Linked DNA regions of Homo sapiens: region 2 is linked to region 1. A link is a loop called in an ENCODE intact Hi-C map of the cell type or tissue named here. Cell type or tissue: PC-9. All regions are shown on one strand. Each heading gives the region's core, and the rest is flanking DNA. Links, peaks and the distances in the headings are about the cores only.

Region 1 (5,396 bases), core at 240-5,239:
GGTTACTAAATGAGTTCCTTGGGAGATTTACAAAATCTCTCTAGGCCTCAATTTCTCCATCTGTTGAAGATTAACAATAGTATCCATCTACTACGAAATGAGATTATGTGTGGAACATGCATAGCAGAGGTCCTGGTGCTCAGTGTGTGCATAATACAGTTTAGCTAATAAGTTACATGCAGAAACTAATAAAGGGCAGCTGATATGATCATGTTAGTCATAATACAAAGTATTTAGAGTAAAGCAGCCCTGAAAATCTGAGTGGGATTCATACAACTGAAATGCCCTATTCGTAGCACATTGGGTTAAAAAAATGACTTGGGTGTTTATCACCAGTGAAAACACTGCAGAGAGGCCATATTCTAAATGTTTTAAATGTTTTATAACAGTGGCAGCTGAAATGTTATTAAAATGGACAAATGTAAAATACTAAATGTTCTTGGACAAGAGTGATTCACCGAGTGTTCCTTGTATGTGAGCATGTATTACAATCTTTATAAATTTAGACAGAATTGATAACAATACTTGAAAATAAGACATCATGGAAACTCATGCTCAAATGACTTCAGGTTGTGTGAATGAACCTTTTGCCAGTGAAAGAACAAGGAGGATGTGATATCTCTCTTCTATTCACAAAGCCTAAGGGGAAAAAACCCTGAAATATCAGAAACATATGGTTTTAAAGTTCTGTGTCTCAGCCTGCAACATTGATGGGATTTTATGTAAAGAGATAAAAATCTGTGCATGGACTGTCACAAGCTGTTTGGGTGAACGGAGTCACTGCTGCTAAACCACTGTTGATATTCTTAAATGGGTTGCAATGAGAACCACCTGTAAGCCAGACAGGTTTGGAAGTAGTGAAAATCATCAAGGGATACAGGTCAAAATAATGTAAATAAGATGAGTAAAGAAAGGTTGAACAGCATCAATGAGTCAAATGGCAAAAAACCCGTCAAGAACAAAAAATACAGAAACAAGTGTGACTTCTGTCAGAAGCATGGCAGAAGTGTGTTTCAGAAGGATGAGAATAGAATTTATTCATTGGTAGTCTGGAAAATTGCAATTCCTGGATCCATTCACTTTTCATATTATTTGCTCTAATTATGGTAGGCATAAAGTGGATCAGGAGACTACACAGCTTTGGAAAACATATACAGTATTGAGTAATAGAGTAACCAGATTTTGAGGTGAGCATCTTCTTAGGAGTATGCTTGTCAGTGTCCATGACTCTCTTGCAGAGCACGATAAACTGAGGGGAAGATAAAAATTTATCAACATTTTCTACTTTCCTAAGTGAATTCCCATACCTTATCTCATTTGAACCTCATGAGGCAGGCAGGGTAGAGGAATGTCTGACTATCCAACAGCCTTCATGAAATATTTTGTTCTAGATGAATTTGATGAGACATAATGACAATAAAGATAAGTAGAGATAAATTCAGTTGAATTGAATCTACTTCTTCTGAGCATTTGGTTCTCAACGATTCCTGTCTCATTCTTGTCAGACTCAAATTAATAACTTTGCTAGATATTTATTACATAGTTAAAGCACCCTGGATGTTTATGTGTCTGTATGTTGGCATGTCTTTGGATCTGAGTTTTGAAAGATTAAAGTTCCAGCCTTTGGAATTTGGATATATGTTAATTAAAACAAAGCAAAATAAGCAAAGGAAAGCTTGGACTTTGATATTCAAAGACTTGATTCACTTTCCTACTTCTGGCCAATTTTTAAATCAACATTCTACTATATATCAGGCACTGGGTATGTCACCTAATTTGTGTGAACTTCAGTTTCTGGATCAGAAAGTTGAAATAAAGAGCATATCTGTTACTCAAAGTTGCTGCTATGAGGAAGAGATGTAACAATGTTTGAGAAAAGCATATTGTGATCTGTAAATTGTTATTACTCTTGTAATTATTAGTGTCAGGTGGACAGAAAGAATGAGAAAGACAATTTAGCTTGGGAGACTAGCATGAATTAAAGGCATGGAAATATAATGACATACAGAATGTTCGAGAATGACCAAAAGGCAGGTATGACTGGGATGTAAGGGTATAGAAGGAAGTTCTTCAGTGGAGCAGCAAAGTGCTTTATGGAGAGCCTGAATGCTGGGTTACAGAGTTTGCGCTTTATTCTAGGTCCAACAGGGAGTCCTTGAGGATTTTGAATGAGTACTACATCTTCTAGAAAAATTATCTCACATGCTAGAAAAGTGTCCATCCATACATTATCAATGAGGAGACCACAGAATAGTTTTATCCTTAAGCACTGAACAACATTTCTCTTTTGTTCTCCTTTTTCTCCTTGCCTGGCCGACATCATTCTTTGACTACCTTCAATAGTTTTCAGCCTTTGATGTACATTAGTAATTCCTGGCCTTTGCTCCAGCCTATTGAATTCACATCTGGGTGGTAGGGCCCAGGCCCTGCATTTGAAAAGTCAGTACAGGGGATTCTGATGTCAAGACAAAATTGAGAGCCATCTTTTGAACTTGTTCTGTACCTATTATCTCCCTGTGATATACAGAGGAGGCTCTTTAAACTGCAAGAAATATCCATACATTACAGTGGTCTATGATGAACATATAAGGGATATAAGAAAGAGAGAAAGCTCAACCACTTGGCCATGACTCAGGGAAACTGAAAAGAGCAGGCAGGGGCACTATGTCTTATGGGACAAGCAGAAACCACAGTATGCTTGAGTGTCCAGATAACTGGATCACAGTTCAGAGATAGGAAGATGACTCAGGATTCAGTAATGTGGGTGTCATCAACTGAGGTCCAGGGGTCCCTTCCCATTTTCTGCAGGGAATATGACTCAGCTACTTTCCCAGTCCCTGCTGGTTTCTCTGTGTGAATATTCACTCTAGCTCCTATTGCCTGGCAGACTTACTCATTATATCCTCAATGGAAATTCCAGAGAGGGACAACTGGATTAGTCCAGTGACTCATGGAGGAGCATCTGCTTTTGATGAAGTGCTTTCTCTTCAGTCGGGCCAATCACGATTGGGAGGCAGCGTCTTGAACGGTGGAATATGAGTAAGAACTTCTACAGAAGAGGCCAGGGCTTCCCAGAAGGGGGCTATTCAGTAACAGTAATTATCAGCAACCTCTATTTAGCACTTGAGCACATATCTAAATATTTTACATATGTGAAAATTCATTTAATTTTCATAACATGCATAATTTAATTGTTTTCATTTATTTGACAAATATATACAGCGTTGCTCTGTAGCAGGCACTGGTCTTAGTACCTTACAGATGTTGACTCCGTTGATAAAAACTTACGAGGTAACTACTATTGTTTTTTTCATTTTACAGACAAAGACAGTCACAGAGTTAACATGTTTTCTGAGGTCATACCACTAAAAGTGGAAAAACAATTATTTGAACCCAGGCACTCTGGCACATGCTTTATGAGATTCATTTCTTTGCACCCTCAGGTAACCCAAGGTGCTAAAAATCTACTTGTTCCTATTATGTATTCCAGGAGATATGTAAGGCTGACACACAGACTGGCGTGAGGAGGGCAGTTAGCCTGGTGCTTAGCTCTGAATGATCTCAGAGATCAGAATCTTTTCTTTTGAAGTTCTATGTATCTGGTACCCAATAAATGCTCAATAAATATCTATTGAATAACTATGGAATAAATGAATGAATAAATAGAATAAATACATAAGAAAATGAGATTTAAAAAACGTGAGCAGTTGAAGTGGAGTTTGAAGAAAGAAATTTTTGGTTGAGTGAAAAATCACATTTGATCATTTGAGAATGATAGTATTAAGAAAGAATGGTACGACTTGACTTCACCTCTTAACCTCCAGAGACTCCACTGAGAGCTAACCTAAATGTTTGAAAGATTTTTCTTCCTAGTCTTCTTAGCTTGTAAAATTTGAGCAATTAGACATGCCAATATTTAGGAAATAGTTGCTACTTTTCTAGCAAGACACTATGAGAATCAGTCATCATTTAGTATTTTGTTGTAAGTCTTGAGCTATAGTAAAAAAAATGTAAGTAGAAAAAGTTAAGTAAAATCGTATTGACTTAATATGTACATTAGGCATATTGGCATTTGAATGGGTTTAAATTTATTCATGCATTTTTAAAGGGAAAAATAGTGATTAAAAGGAAAACTCAGAGACTTTTTTGGGAACATAGTCTTTAAAAAAATTATAAAGAAAACATATTTTTACTTAATCAGCAGGACAAGTATAAGCTCATCAATAAAAATGGGGAGCACAAAATAAAGGCAAAGCAAGGCTGACGACAGCCTGGCTCTATTGTCTAACTGTGGAAGAAGCAGGAAAATAACAGCTGCAGACATGCAATAAACAAGCACAAGGGACTAAGTTGGAGCTTGATGCCAAATTAAACCTGTGCGTGAACCTTATTTGTTTCGTTGCAGTTAAGGAAAGACACTACCATTCAAATAGACAAGCTACATAAGACAGACTACGTATACACTGGAATCAGAGTCTCCAATCAGAAAGGGATTTTGTGTCTCTTTTCCTGTTAAGAACCTGGTTTAGACAGCTCTGCTACCTATAAACATTTGCTCTAATCAATTAGAGAAGGAGAGCCTAAGAAATGGTCATGCAAAATATTCGGACAATGTCACATGATGCCTGAAGACTGCTCTCATTTTAACTGGGATAAAGAGGACATTTCTCCATTCAAGAGCTGCTTCTGATTGTTCTATGTTTCTGATGCATTTTTACTAACGCAATACATAGGGTAATAAGATACTCATGTTACAGACACATTATGTAATAGTCTGTATCGTTTATATCCTTATTTGTTTTCAGGAAAATCAAGTTTTATTTTTACTTCTGTGAAACAATGTCATTTCAACTTATTTATACATATTCCTTTATCAGGAAATAATTTTATCCTGGATATCCCTTTAATGTCTTGCAAAATGTCTCCCCATTCTTTTTCATCTCTTAATATATTTTTCCCACCCCACTACCCAACTGTGGCCAAGATATGGAATATAAATAAATGGAAATATGCAGTAATTCTGGTTTGTAATTGAGAAATGTATATACTCATCACTTTCTTAGCAAGGTTTTAATAACAAACACTGAGTATAGGAAAAGACTAGCAGAATAGAAATCTTTAATTAGAATCTCTCAAAACCTACCTTTAAAAATTAATTCAAATAGGAAATTATTTAGATTAATTGACTTATTTACTGCTCTATTTTATCAAAATATTATTCTTTGTTGTCTGAATTGCTCTTATAGCTTCCTGTACCATAACAAGGTATCATAGTTACGTACCATATCATAGCTAGGGAGGAACTAGCTGTTTTAAGCAGTTTATAATCTGGGGAACAAAGGCAGGAAGAGGTTGAATTATATGCTTAAATTATGAGGCAAATAAGAAAATTCTTT
Region 2 (5,396 bases), core at 94-5,093, 54 kb after region 1:
GTTCTTTTTTTTTTTTTTTTTTTTGAGATAAAGCCTTTCTCTGTCCCCCTGGCTGGAGTGCAGTAGCACAGTCATGGCTCACTGCAGCCTTGACCCTCCAGGGCTCAAGCGGTCTTCCCAGTTTAGCCTCCTGAGTAGTTGGGACCACCACACCCAGCTCATTTTAAAGTGTTTTAGTAGAGATGAGGTTTCACTATGTAGCCCAGGCTGGTTTTGAACTCCTGCGATCAAGTGATCCTCCTGCCTCAGCTTCCCAAAGTGCTGGGATTACAAGCATGAGCCACCATGTCTGGCCTTTAACAATGTTCTTGTTAAACATTAAGGTGCATTAAAAGAAATAATCAGGCCGGGCGCGGTGGCTCACGCTTGTAATCCCAGCACTTTGGGAGGCCGAGGCGGGCGGATCACGAGGTCAGGAGATCGAGACCATCCTGGCTAACACGGTGAAACCCTGTCTCTACTAAAAATACAAAAAAAAAATTAGCCGGGCGTGGTGGTGGGCGCCTGTAGTCCCAGCTACTCGGGAGGCTGAGGCAGGAGAATGGCGTGAACCCGGGAGGCGGAGCTTGCAGTGAGCCGAGATTGCGCCACTGCACTCCCGCCTGGGCGACAGAGCGAGACTTCGTATCAAAAAAAAAAAAAAGAAAAAAAGAAATAATCAATGAAACAGGAACAGACAAAGAAAATGAAGATATTAAGCTTAGTTGAGGCCTAGTTGACATAGAAAAATGCCTTAATTAAGTGATAATCAAGATTCTCTTTTATGTTGATAGGGCAGTATATTTAATATCAGTACATAATGAATCAAAGATCTCATGTAAATATTTCTGATTACTCATGATTTTGTCTGATAAGTAGATAATTAGGTTACTTCATCAAGATACCTGCAAAAGGTCTGGTGATAAATATTTGAAAGGTGAATTAAACATATAAAATATCAATGTTAAGATAATAAATAGTTTTAGGCAACAATGTAAGAGAGATCACAAAAATAGGTAAAAAAAAAATAATAATTTCAGACCAAGCAGAACTGACCAAGTGACAAACTTGCTCTGTCAAATGTATGTAAACGTCAGCTCTTTATGAGTCTTTTTAATCATAAAGCTACTGATTACATTGATCTTTTTTAAACTACAAGGGCATTAACAAGCATTTTTACCAAAATGAATGGAAAGGTATGTGTGAAGGCACAATTAGAATTATGATGGGATATTTAGTTGAAGCTTGACAAAAGTTGCCATCAACACTTGATATAAAGGAAAAGCTTCCATCAGATGTGATAATGACTGGAAATTGTCTCATAGATTTTTATGTCTCAGTCTTCTATGTCTTTAAATGACTATGAGGATTCTATTTGTTTGCAAAAATATATTTAACATGGCAGAAATTTTTCTGAAATTAAGAGGAACAGTGAAAATTGTTGGTGAAATTGTTGGCAAAAATATAAATATGTTAGATTTCTTTATCTCACATAATCATTACTCTTAGAGGCATTTTTGTGTGTGTGTGTGCTTTTAATTTTCAAATGTTCTCCACTTTCGGTTTGTCATAAGTCTTCAACAATGTCAAAGGAATAAAGTATGACACAAAAGACGGTTGCACCCACAGCTTATGAATTTCCATGTATTATTCTGCTTCAGACAATGAACCAAATTCATGGCTGGGTTCTTTATTGAAATTTTTTTTCCTTTTCTCATAATAAGAATTTAATTTTATGCCACACTGCATTTGACATTAATTGGGTCTCAATATTTTAGGCTATAGTAACATTTTCAATAATCTATATTATTTGGAAAGTTTTATCATCCAATTATTATATTTTCCTATCATCTAATTTTTACATTTGTTATCATTCAATTATTGTGTTTGTTAAATATACAATGGATATTTTCAGAACACAACAACAACAACAACCACAACAATCTCTGCTATGCCAGCTATTATGTCAAGCATTTAACTTTCAATTCTCACATCAGACCTATGAGATAGGCACAATTTTATACTCTTTTTACTGATGGAAAAAAATGGGGTGACAGAGGTTAAATAATGCAAGACCACACATTTAGTAAGTTGTCTGAAACATGTTATAGAACATCGAAATCACATCCTTCTGTAAGCATTACACTGTAGTCCCTCCTTCCAGAATATTTTCTAAATATTCTTCTTAAATTTCTTTTCTTGTACATTTGTTATCCATTTAACAAGTGTTCTTTTTATCAAACCAATTTCCACCATCCTATGACAATAATACTCCTGTTATTCTTAACCAGTGTTTAAGGATTATGGAGCAATAATTAGAGGTTAGGGGCCATTGATCTTATTAAATTTATACTTAAAATTTATTCAGAAATTGCTCTTTTTATTTTTCTAACATACATGGATGAGTTATATTGTAAGAATGTGTTGCTGAATACATATTTGTTTATTTTCCCAAAATTTTAATATGAATCTCTGCTATGCTTTTATCTATTAAGGTGTATTTATATAACTATAGACACATCTACATCTACTTATTCATACTTGAGATTATTTAACTACAGCAATACTACAAAAACAGGTTTTACCCAAAAAGAAATAGTGCAATGGAACATTTGACTCTGGAGAATTATTAAGTCAAAAAGTTACTAGGTTTTTTCCTTTAAGTTCCACGATTAAATGTAAACTAAAGTAGATAGACATAAATACATCAAAAGTTGTATATTTCTGGTTGCTTGAGCTAATGATATATTTTTGGACACATCCCATTCTAAAATTAGTCTGCGGAAATGCAGCACTATAATCTACTTTCTGAATCCTATAAGGTGCCGTCTTAAAATTAGGGTCACAAGAAGGTGAAGACAGGCAGTAATACACTTGTTGACCCTTCACAGGAATTCCAGATAAAACCCCAGAAGTTGAGTCAGAGATAATCACAAGATCTGGAATTTACAATAACAAACTCTCCATATATCTACCTGTCAGATCTCTTCCTCTTAGGGTGGGACAAAAGGTCACTAAAATAGCTTTTTTTTTTTTTTTTGTGAAAACGTTTTTGCCCTTCTTTGGGAGTGGGGAGAGTAATGAGAAGTTATAGTACAAATTAAATAGGATGTTAAAATTCTCTTTTCATTAAAACTAAATTTATTCTTAAGGACCCTAACATTTATTAAATATTAAGAATTTTTTTCAAGCTGTATATAATAGAAGTTGAGGAAGAGTCATAAAAAGAACAACAAAGAAGGAAAACAAACTATTGATCACTCATACAAATATCAAATGTTAGAAATTTCAAAAAATCGAACACATGGAAAAATTCTAACTTAAATGAAATTTAAAACCCACACAATTTTATAAGTTTTTATGCAGCCATATTCTAAGGTGAGATAATGTGCTGTTAAAAAGGTATCACACTCAATCCTTTTTTTGTAGTAAATAAAAGAAATAATGAGACTACTATCTATTACTATTATATTTTTCCTAGCAATAATGCTGACAATCATATTCTGCTTTCTGAGGATTTTATAGGCAATAGGATGCAATGTGGAGTTATATTTTTCTAGTTTTTTGGTTAAGTTCTATAATATTAACATCATGATTTTACTTGCCTTTGCAAATTTGGTATCAGCTATAGCCTAATATCAAAGAAGTAAGTCCCTATCTAATTTCTCATTTCTCCCCCTCTCGGGTTATGGTTTAAAAGGCAAATATTATAGACTTTTCAAGTTATTTTCATGAAATATAGCATAGTATTGTGTCTTAAAGGAATATACACAGTATGCTTGAACTCATACCTTGGTGATATTTAGTATTTCATAGCATTTCTAAACAATAAACATTTTTCCTCTAGCCAATAATTTATTGCATGTCTCAAAGCTTCTAAATGATAATTGAGTTGTTTAGTAGAAAAGGAATTTCAGTTTTTTCAGATGATGGGTATATGAGCTAAAATCATGTAGGAGTGTTCTTGAACAAAAGTTTTATATATCTTTTTGTGGTTAAAGCAATGGCTAAAATTACCATAATAAACTAGCTTTCTCATAAAGAACAAGCACCATAAAAAAATAAAAAGACTCAACTTTTCTTTCAAAACTGGAAATACAGTAATATCTTATTTTCATATCTTATTATGTAACTAGGACTACTAGGACTACAGAAAAAATTGTTGTTAGAGGCAATGAATATTTTCCAAAATCCAAACAACGCATGCATATTGTCACTCACCTAAAGGACCTTATCTATCTGGTATTGATTCTGCATGAGCTTGCAACTTTCCATTAACAACAGATGCAGAGACACTAGAATAGGGACTAACATTTATTAAGATGCTATTCTCAAGGCTATTTTTCATTTTAGAGATGAAGCAGAGGGTGTGAGCCATATTTGTTTTGCTCACTTTTTATCCTTGTCACCAAGAGCAGTACTTGGCACTCATTAGTGCTCGGTACATACTTGGTGATTAAAAAAAAATTCTGAGGCATGGATGACAAAGTTGGATTTAAACTGGAGTTACGTGATTCCAGGATAGAGACTATAAAGATATAGGAATTTCTATATCTTTAAACAGTCATATCAAAGAGACTGATGTTCATATCACATGATTATAGACATAGAAAAAACTGATCAAATAGAAATTAAAAAAACATTGTTTCTGCGTTTTTATAAAGTAAGCATTTTATCAGTAAATATTTAAAATGTTACAGAAAAAATATTTTTAAAGAGGCAAACTTTAAAAATCTTTCTAAATAAGGTTTGTGCAAAACAATTAGAAATGCCACTTGCAATCTAAGTTTATCTGCCAATTTGAGACTTAATGATTTTTGCTTATCTTAGGATTTTTTTTTCTGCCAGTTATCCCTTGTTTCTCTTAAAAATCTGGAAACTGGATTGGTATCAGTACTACAGTATGTGCCAATCAATGATCAAGTTTACAAAGTGTTGCTTCCTGGCTATAGCATGTACATTCTTTTTGGTTGGTTGATGATTCATTAGGTTATATGAGTAAAAATAGCCAATAAGATGACATCTTCATGTATTTTCCCAGATTTTACTTATAAATTAAGTACATCATTTCTCCAAAGCTAAATGAAATTTCTTATCTAATTCCTATGACTCTTTTAGGAAGTTTGAATTAACAATAAATGAAACAATATTCTTTTCCTTTATCTCAAGGACTTCATTTGAAATAAAATTTCTTAATTTCTTTTTGCACCATTTTTATGGCCTCCTCAGTTTGTGTGGCATCCTTAAATTCCTTGTTGCACCTGACAAAAGGGATGATCCACCCTTTTCTTCTTTCTTTTTTAAATTAATTTTTATGTGGTTTTCAGATGAGAAAGGATGCAGTATTACCTTGACTGCCTGCCATAATATAAAATGCAGTAAAATGTACAGCTGGTGACAGTCTATTTAGAATTTTT

The links. Peaks named below come from ENCODE experiments on the same cell type or tissue, not always from the same donor. Only the 100,000 strongest peaks of a DNase experiment are listed, where the experiment ranks them.
Region 2: it touches region 1 in a loop (15-fold over the local background); 4 of 110 quality-filtered maps call a loop at or near these places.

The regions. Positions count from the first base shown.
Region 1 is chr15:36,425,822-36,431,217 of GRCh38, reverse strand. No RefSeq gene overlaps it. Among named protein-coding and RNA genes, the nearest start is that of CDIN1, 150 kb to the left of the region's middle. RefSeq lists an enhancer at 2,172-3,371. In PC-9, for the core only: no CTCF peak of the experiment used is centred there; a DNase peak (open chromatin) is centred at 2,807; H3K27ac peaks cover 3,233 bases.
Region 2 is chr15:36,371,248-36,376,643 of GRCh38, reverse strand. No RefSeq gene overlaps it. Among named protein-coding and RNA genes, the nearest start is that of CDIN1, 210 kb to the left of the region's middle. In PC-9, for the core only: no CTCF peak of the experiment used is centred there; DNase peaks (open chromatin) are centred at 2,893 and 4,923; H3K27ac peaks cover 4,074 bases.